2 separate regions of the Homo sapiens genome follow, and region 2 is linked to region 1. Evidence: read pairs that join two places in POLR2A ChIA-PET (ENCODE). Cell type or tissue: HepG2. All regions are shown on one strand. Each heading gives the region's core, and the rest is flanking DNA. Links, peaks and the distances in the headings are about the cores only.

Region 1 (5,329 bases), core at 572-4,571:
TTTTCTGCATTACCCAGTATAGCAGCTGCTAACTTCAGATGGCCGTTGAATACTTGAAATATAACTAGTCCAAATCTAGATGCTGTAAGTGGACTTTCAGACAATGCCAAATAAAAAGAAGCATTTCGGAAATGTTTATATTGGCTGCATGCCGAAATAATAATATTTTGAATATTTTTGGTTAACTAAAATATATTATTTAAATTAATTTCCCCTATTTCTCTTTACTTTTCTAATATGGCTCCTGACCCATTTTATTTCTGTTGAGCATCACTCTTCTAAATGGCTCTCCTGTGTTCCCTCCTAACCTTTCTCTATCACCACCCTAATTCAGGCCTTCATTTCCTGGTGCCTGAAATTGCTTTTTTGTGTTTTTGTGTTTTTTTTTTTTTGGTAGAGGTGGGGTCTCACTGTGTTGCCCAGGCTGGTCTCAAACTCTTGACTTCAAGTGATTCTCCCGCCTCAGCCTCCCAAATGCTGAGATTACGGGCCTAAGCCACTGCACCCAGCTGGTTCTCACGCTTAACCCTCCTCTAATCTGCATGCTGTAGCCACAGGGTCTACTTAAAACATAAATGTGATCATGTCACTCTCTGACTTACACCCTTTCAGTGATGATCTATTACATTACATCATCTGTTACACTTAACTCAGCATACAAGGGTCTCTGTGAATCAACTCTTCAATTGCCTCCACCACATATACTCTAGGTTAGAGCCCTTCAGAACTAATTGCCTTTCTCTTTTACCGCTATTTCTAGCTGTTTCTTTCCTTGCTAGAAATTTCCCATTCTCTCCAATCTAATTAACTCCCAACTTCCTTAAAGATTTCACTCTGCCCGCCCCACTGCCATCCCTCACTCTTGCCTGGTGTCACAGTTACCTATTTACTGATCCTCTATCTCTTCAAGACTCTGAGCTCCTTGTTTGGGGCCTATCCTAAAGGAGAACTCAATAAAGGTTGATTGGAATGCTCAGGCCCAGAGGGGCTGACCCTTTATTTCTAAGGATACTTCAGCTGTTCTTGAAACCGAGAAAGAGGAGAAATGAGATTACCTGGTAGGATTCCCAACCAATCTCTCTTTTTTCTCAAAAGTCCCTCTAGGTCAGCCAGAAGTATCCAGAGGAAAAAGTCTCCATTCTTCATAAATGCCCTCCCCAATTTCACCTCTACTTATCCTGCTACCACCCCTGCTCTCCCCTAAAGGTCACTGTAGACAACTTTGGGCCCCCCTCGGTGACCTTTAGGAGTGGAAAGCTGGGTGTGATGGTTCATGCCTATAGTCACAGCACTTTAGGAAGCGGTGGCGGGCGGATCACTTGAGCTCAGGAGTTTAAGTCCAGCCTGGCCAACATGGAGAAACCCTGTCTCTACTAAAAATACAAAAATTAACCCGGTATGTTGGTGCACGCCTGTAATCCCAGCTACTCTGGTAGCTGAGGCATGAGATTCACTTGAACCCAGGAGGCAGAGGTTGCAGTGAGCCGAGATCCTGCCACTGCACTCCAGCCTGGGTGACAGAGCAAGAACTTGTCTCAAAAAAACACAAAAAACAAAGAGTAGGGTGGAAAGGGAGTCCTGCTGAATCAGAGCAGCTCCCTCGCTCAGTGGAGGGGCTGCAGCAGACAGTATCTGCTGTGGAGTAAAAGGGGGAGCCCATTCAGAGTGAGATGGGAAGCATTTTGAGTGTCCTGCCTCCTAATCTTTCTTTACTCCCTCTTTCCCCTATAGACCATAGTAACCTGGGAGGAGGAGCACCTGGTGTGTGTGCAGAAAGGGGAGGTCCCCAACCGGGGCTGGAGACACTGGCTGGAGGGAGAGATGCTGTATCTGGTAAATGGGGTGGGGGCTGGGTGTCTGGGAGAAGGGCCTCCAGCTATAAGGCATCCCCTTGTCCAAACCAGATAGGTCCACCACTCTTCCCCCAGCCCAGCCCCAATCCCTATCCAAGGAATTGACCAGGGAGGGAAAGCAAAAGCACTGGGAGGAGTGGGGAGAGGAAGAAACAGAGTGGCCAAGGTGGGCCCTGGCTACGAGTCGGATGAATGCCCATAAATCATCACTGGCGAGATGGAGGCTTCAGCCACTCACATCCCCTGACCCAGCCACCTTCCTTCCTGAGGGGTGGAAAGTTGAGGATGTGGAATAATGATACAATTGCCCATACATCAAACACTCAAGCTGCTGTATCCGGAAGGAGTAAATGGAGGTCAAGGACCTTGAGAAAGGGGCTCTGGCTGGCAAACGCCCTCTTTCTCTCTCCCCCTCACTTCCCCTCTCTCCCCAGGAACTGACTGCAAGGGATGCAGTGTGCGAGCAGGTCTTCAGGAAGGTCAGATAGCCGGAGAGGAGCCAAGATCCCTCCAGACAGCACCAGCTCACAGACGCTCTTGTTGTGCCCCCTTCAAGCCCAGATTGTGCCAGGTCAGCTGTCCCTTCCTCTGGCCACCTTTCCTCCCTCTGGGTCCCTCCTCACCCCTCCCCGTGTTAATCTGTAACTTGCAGCCCCCAGGCCAAAGTCCTTTCTCACACTCCACTGCCCAATAGTGACCTCACTTCCAGGTCAAGGTCTGGCGTCCCAAATGAAAGAAGCAGGCAAAGGGAAGGAGCCCCTGAGAACAACCAATCTCCGCTCTCTCCTGTCCATTTGACCTCTTCTTTTCCTTCTAAGAAAGAACTAAGCTTTGGGCATTTGGCGATTAGTGAAAATTCTATCCTGATGGACTTCTGGAAAACTGTGACTGGGGTTCAAGAGTTTAAACAGGGGCTACTGGCAGAGTCTTTTTGTCCATTTCTTTGTCCTTATCCTTGAGAAAGTCTCATGTGCTCAACAAAACCAGGCCCAAGACACAGCCCCCCACACACAGGGTTCAACGGACTCCACGGTTCTGACATCTGAAGGCATCTGGCCATTTGATACTTCCATCCTATGTGTTGGGAATGAGGGATGGAATGGGGTAAGACCTTTGTCCAGTGCTTGGGGAGGCGGGGAGCTTCTAAATGGTGACCTGTCCTCCGTGTCTGCTTTGGGAAGGGCAAGCAGCAAGAAAGCCAGAAAAAGCTGAAAAAGGAAGTAGACGGAGGATGTGAGGTCAAGGAATAAAAGACAGTAATACAGGGGTGTGAAGGCATAGGAGGGAGAAGCCCAGCAGTCCTGGCTATAGGGACCCTCTGCTCAAAGGCCAGCAAGGCTGGAGACCAGAGATAAAGAGGAGAGCTGAGGACAGCAAGGGTCCCAGAGTTGCTGCCTTGGAAAACAGCCCAGAAGGGTGGAGCTGGCTCAGGGTCAAGGCCAGCTCCAGCCTCTGGCCTCCTCTCCACCTCCAGGGGCCTTGGCTCTTTCAGAATAAAAGTCCTAGGGGGCCCAACTATCAGAGTGAAGAGGGCTCAATGTGAGGGTGGGAAAAGAGCCTGGGGGAAGGGTTGAGGGAGTTGGAAAGTCCCTGGCCCTCATCAGATGAAGACTCTTGACCCATCTTCCTGCAACGGCTGGCCCCCCCATGCACACAAGACAGTCACTAGGGCTCTGGCCAAGAACTAGGGGCTTGTGATACTGATCCTACCACATGCTCTGGAATGAATTTGGAATAGAAAAAAAAAAGGAACTCAGGGTTGAATGGAAAATCTTATTCCCTGCCCAATCTCTGCAGATGTCCACAGTAGAGTGGAAAGCCCCTTCTTTGCAAAGCCACCCAGCAGAAGCTCTGAGGGCTGCTGGAATCCACCTTGTCCCATTCCAAGGCACAGGAGGATGCTCCGTGTGTACTCGCCCATTGCCCACATCTCCAGATCAACACAGTGTCCTTGCTCTTGAGTTCACAGTGCATGTCCAAGCCTCTTCCCACAGGACGGTCCTCCATGCCCTTCAGTGACCATGCTGGTCAGTGGAGTCTCGGCAGAGGCCTTGACTCAGGAACTTGTAGGCCCCCATGGTGGGTTTTTCTAAATATTTCTATATATTTTTATTTTTCCCCCAAAGGTTGACACTTCTTACCATGGTGGTTTTAAGACCCAAGCTAAAGTGGGCTCAATCCCTCAAAACTCCCCGTGATGTGGGCGTCCAGAACATGGCCACTGCAGGACCCCATCCTCCACTCGACCACACTTCTCCAGGGGCCAGACCACACCCAAAGGCCTGGAGATCCCCTAAGGGAGCACAAGCATCAGGGGAGGACTATGCAGCTTCAGAGGCATTTCCAAGAGGGTGGGAGCTCGACCTGCAGAGGGGAGGGGACCGCTGTGGGAAGCTGGAGCTGCTGTTTCCCCTGCGGACACTAGAAGCCAGGGATTCTCCAAATTCAATCCTCCCTCCTCCACCACCTTCTCTGATATTCCATTCCCACCACACACACACACACATACACACACACACATATAAACACACACCCAATCCATGTCCTGGTCCTCACAAGACCATTACCCCTCATTCAAATCAGGTTCCATCTGTCCTCAGAGGGAAGAGATAATCACCAGAGGGACCAAGATGTGAGTGGAGAAAGGGCAGGGGAGGGGACGAGGGCCACAGACAGGTGGGTCCCACACCAGACCCTCCCAGGGACACACAAAGTTGTGGAGTTGACTTGGTTGGCCAGAGTCTTAAACTCCAGGGATGTGATCAGGAATCCAAAATGTTTATTTCCATATGGATGGAATAACTGTGCTCTCTAAGTCAGCCCAATGCAGGCCCCTGCCCCACTCCCACTCCACCAGGCCCAGATTCCAGCTGGAACTCCAGATGGTCCCTGAGAGTCTGCAAAGACCAAAGGTCAATTCAGAGCCCTGTCCCCAAAATAAACTGAGCAAAAGTGGATGGGGAGGATGGGTACAGGTGTGTGTCCTGTGAAGCAGAGGACCATGTGCTGCCCAAGGACTTGGGCTCCATCCCACTGGGGGGTCCCAAGAGGAGGCAGAGCAACAAGGTCTAGCCGTGTACCCCTCCCCACTGCCCACCTCTCCCCTCGGCCTCCACCTCCCACATGACCCTGACGCCTACGTGCCCAGGCCTATATGTTGAAAAGGAGCTCAGGTAGAAGCAGGAAGTGCCTCAGCTCTAAAGCACAAAGGCCATCCCGGGTCCAATCCTGTAACATGGTTGGACCACTTATTGGCAGCAGAGAACTCCTAGAGGCCACCACAGATCTCAAGATCCCAAGAGACAGCAGAGGCATGGCCATTTTGGTACCTTTCCCCCACCCTAATGTCACTCCCTAAGATGCAGGAACCCCATCTGGTCTAGCCTTAAGTACCCCAAGTAAGAGGCCTGGTATCCCCAGCATGCGGACGATGGAGATGAGGGTGGGAGCTGCCCCTTCCCTCCCCACCCCTCCAG
Region 2 (4,000 bases), core at 1-4,000, 140 kb after region 1:
ACCTACCTCATCCACCTCTTCCATACCTTTACAGGCCTCTCAATTGCTTATTTTAACTTTGGTGAGTAAACTAAATTAGCAGTGACACCGCAATTAGTGGGAACCTGGAAGGAACAGACTTGAACAAAATTTCCTTGAGAGAATCTAATAGGTAGGGAAGTTATAATGCTCCCACTTGCAAAGAGGGTTGTATGAAGAGGAACACAGCTTAACTTTTCCTTTTTTTCTTTTATGTACATTCTTCTGTCAGATAAAAACATTTTGAGGGTGGTTACCCTTGCCATACCTCATCAACAAAGAATCCTCAGTTTCTCTGTGCTGTGGATGTAACTGAATGACCGAGCCAAGCAGTCCCCACTTAGATTCATTCTTCACTTCAGACATTCAAAAATACAGTAACAAGCTGGGTGTGGTAGCCCGGAATTCAAGGCTGCAGTGAGCTATGATTGAGCTACTGCACTCAAGTCTGGACAACAGAGCAAGTCGCATCTCTAAAAAAACAAACAAAAAAAGAAAAGAAATAAAATAACACCCTAATAATCTTTTTTATTTTAATAAATAATTTCCATCCTCTCCTCCAAAACATGAGGTTATTCTGAAAAAAAAGATCCTGATGCCAACATTTTTTCTTTATATATTACGTTGTGATTGGAAGTCTCAGGACGGTGGGAGTGTAAAAACCAGGCTAAATTCTCTCTTCTTGCATCCAGGAAACCAGCTCTACCACTCCCTGCTGTGTATTGTGCTTCAGTTCCTCATCCTTCGACTAATGGGCCGCACCATCACTGCCGTCCTCACTACCTTTTGCTTCCAGATGGTAAACGTCTTTCCCTTAGCAGCTCAGGCTACAGCTGACAGCGGTTCAGGGGACAGGGGTAGGCAGGGGACTGTGGTATAGAAATTAGCAGACCTAATTTCTAACCCCTCTCCCAGCACTTAGCAGTATGACTTCAGGTAGGTGGCTTATCACAGGCCCAAGTGTTCCATCCACAGATTGTAATGGTAACTCTTTGCCTGCCTCAAGGAAGGGCCACCAGCTAACCCTTTGCATACTGTGCCATTAGGCTCTTTGGTTTAACCCACTATCCAGGAGCAGAGTCACTTCAAGGCAAGACAGAAAAGCAACTTAGAATGAGTTAAAGAACCTAAGCCTAGGCCAGGCAAAGTGGCTCACACCTGTAATCCCAGCACCTTGGGAGGCCAAGGCAGTCAGATTGCTTGAGCCCAGGAGTTTGAGACTAACCCGGGCAACATGGTGAAACCCCATCTCTACAAAAAAAATACAAAAATTAGCCCTCCAGCCTGGGCAACATGGTGAAACAAAAAAAATTAAAAATTAGCCGGGTGGGGTGGCATGCACCTGTGGTCCCAGCATCTAAATTCTCATCTCAGTTTAGCCCTCATTTTGCCAAGAAGCCTTGAGCAACGCTCTTCCCATTACAGGTTTTCAGCACCTCCATTTGTAGGAATTTATTAAGGCTTTTAATGATGGGATGAGGAGAAAGGAAAAAGGAAAGAGAACATTGAATTTCAGAGCAAGGAGAAGAAATAGTAGTGATGCTAGAATAAATACTTCTGCCTCTCCTAGGCCTACCTTCTGGCTGGATACTATTACACTGCCACCGGCAACTACGATATCAAGTGGACAATGCCACATTGTGTTCTGACTTTGAAGCTGATTGGTGAGTGATGGTCACTGCCTGCCTTCCTTACATGTAGGTCCCTCCCCCATCTCACTAAAAACTTCCTCGGCACCCCCCCTCCGCCCCCCGCCATACACTTCTGGCTGCACTCAGTCTACAGGCCACATCCTCAGTGTCCTCTCCCACCACCCTACCCATCCGTTCTCTCTCTGCTCAGGTTTGGCTGTTGACTACTTTGACGGAGGGAAAGATCAGGTAAGTACCCATTCATCGGCAGAGAGGTTCAAGACTTAATGAAAGGGAAGAAAAAAGTTGTTAACAAAAGACTGAACCCAAATTCCAGAGCGGAGCCTCTCCCTCATTCCCCAGCCTGTGCAATCTCCCTTTCAGATAGCACTGAGCAAGGATCAACAAATCTAATTTGCCCAGGATCCAGCTCTTGCACAAAGTCCAGAGATCAATGCCAGCAAGGCATTTGCTAAAGCAGCAACAGCCAGCTATGCACACACATACGCATTTCCACAAGAAGCAACTATTTGTCATCCCCCAAAGAGAAGGCTATTTGAAGAACCCCAGTCAGTGGGGCACACAGGTGGGGAACACTCAAAGTGGCTCTTGTGGGGAGATTCAAGGCTATCCTGAACCATGCATTCTCTTCTTGGCATAGAATTCCTTGTCCTCTGAGCAACAGAAATATGCCATACGTGGTGTTCCTTCCCTGCTGGAAGTTGCTGGTTTCTCCTACTTCTATGGGGCCTTCTTGGTAGGGCCCCAGTTCTCAATGAATCACTACATGAAGCTGGTGCAGGGAGAGCTGATTGACATACCAGGAAAGATACCAAACAGGTAATTGCCCCTCTTGGTCCAGATGTTTGTGTAGGTATTTCACTCACTCTGAAGTGACTCTTCTGAAAGCTGCATTCTCCAGCATGACCCTGGCATAGAGACCTGAGTCATGCAGGCCCTGGACTGTTGTAACAGGCACTCTGTGCCAGGAGTGGGCCCTTTTTAGTTTAGGGTTCTTCCAGTTATCCATTCTAACACTAGTACAAACATAAAAATCCACATTTATGCCACAGGATTTTGCCTGAACCAGTCACATTTCTGCCTTTAAAGCCTATTTTCATGTATATATGAAATATATTTATGATTGATAGGTAGGTAGGCAGGTTGATAGGTAGGTAGGTAGATAGAGGCTGGGCACAGTGGTTTCACCTCTATAATCCCAGCACTTTGGGAGGCCGAGGTGGGAGGATCACTTGAGCCCGTGAGTTCTAGACCAGCCTGGCAACATAGAGAGACTCTGTCTCTACAAAAAAATACAAAAATTATCAGACATAGTGGCATGCATCTGTAGTCCAAGCTACATAGGAGGCTGAAGTGGGAGAATTGCTTGAGTCCAGGGGAGGTGGGTCAAGGCTGCAGTGAGCTTTGATCACACCACTGCACTCCATTCTGGGCAACATAGCAAAATCCTGTCTCAAAAATATTTATCAGTAGGAAATGCAGGAGGGCACAGTGGCTCATGCCTGTAATGCCAACGCTCTGGGAGGCCAAGGCAGGAGGATCACTGGAGGCCAGGAGTTCAAGACCAGCCTGGGCAACATAGTGAGACCCCATCTCTACAAAAAAAAATTATCCAGGCAAGGTGGTACATGCCTATAGTCCCAGCTACTCAGGTGGCCAAGGCAAGGGGATCGCTTGAGCCCAGGAGTTCAAGGCCACAGCGAGCAATGACTATGCCTCTGTACTCTAGCCGGAGTGGCAGAGCAAGGCCCTGACTCTAGAAAATAAAAATTAAAATGGTAAAAAAAAAAAAAAAAAAAAAGTTTAATTGCCAGAAGAATTCCTTCACTGAGAACTTGTCCATCCTGTGTTTCAGCATCAATTCAACCAAGAAATGAAGGAGCAGATTCAAAGTGGTTATTTTTATTATCTTACCTCCACTGGGTTTTCAGTCCCAATGGAGATTGTGAGACCTGGCAAGACCTTGAGATCAGTAGCATCCCTGAGGGGTAAACACAAGACTGGTCCACTGTCTGCTGCCCTGACTTTCCTACAACTCTTAAGAGGTTTGCAGTCCCCATTCCTCATAGCCAGCCATAGAAATCTTTCCCTGAAACAGGAAACACTTTGGGCAGCAGAGCTTCTCATCCCATTCCAGGTAGACAACCACACCCCTAAACACTCCTCTCCATAACTGAAGGTCAGAGGGTGAAGGGAATAGTCTCTGCTCTCTGTGACCAGGAACTTCACTCGTTCCTTTCCAGCATCATTCCTGCTCTCAAGCGCCTGAGTCTGGGCCTTTTCTACCTAGTGGGCTACACACTGCTCAGCCCCCACATCACAGAAGACTA

What was found. Peaks named below come from ENCODE experiments on the same cell type or tissue, not always from the same donor. Only the 100,000 strongest peaks of a DNase experiment are listed, where the experiment ranks them.
Region 2: POLR2A ChIA-PET joins it to region 1 with 5 read pairs; 4 of 35 experiments call an interaction of 5 or more read pairs at or near these places.

Annotation. Positions count from the first base shown.
Region 1 is chr12:7,121,133-7,126,461 of GRCh38, reverse strand. RBP5 (retinol binding protein 5) reads left to right here. Exons shown (of 4, transcript NM_031491.4): 3 at 1,732-1,833; 4 at 2,288-2,776. The coding sequence ends at 2,341. It overlaps C1RL-AS1 (C1RL antisense RNA 1), which reads right to left. Exons shown (of 12, transcript NR_026947.1): 12 at 4,611-4,750. Among named protein-coding and RNA genes, the nearest start is that of RBP5, 5.1 kb to the left of the region's middle. In HepG2, for the core only: no CTCF peak of the experiment used is centred there; DNase peaks (open chromatin) are centred at 2,521 and 3,278; H3K4me3 peaks cover 1,384 bases.
Region 2 is chr12:6,979,493-6,983,492 of GRCh38, reverse strand. It overlaps EMG1 (EMG1 N1-specific pseudouridine methyltransferase), which reads right to left. Exons shown (of 6, transcript NM_006331.8): 6 at 3,557-4,000. It overlaps LPCAT3 (lysophosphatidylcholine acyltransferase 3), which reads left to right. Exons shown (of 13, transcript NM_005768.6): 2 at 1-61; 3 at 711-817; 4 at 1,589-1,682; 5 at 1,861-1,898; 6 at 2,311-2,489; 7 at 3,914-4,000. Among named protein-coding and RNA genes, the nearest start is that of EMG1, 11 kb to the right of the region's middle. In HepG2, for the core only: no CTCF peak of the experiment used is centred there; DNase peaks (open chromatin) are centred at 1,662, 2,072 and 2,552.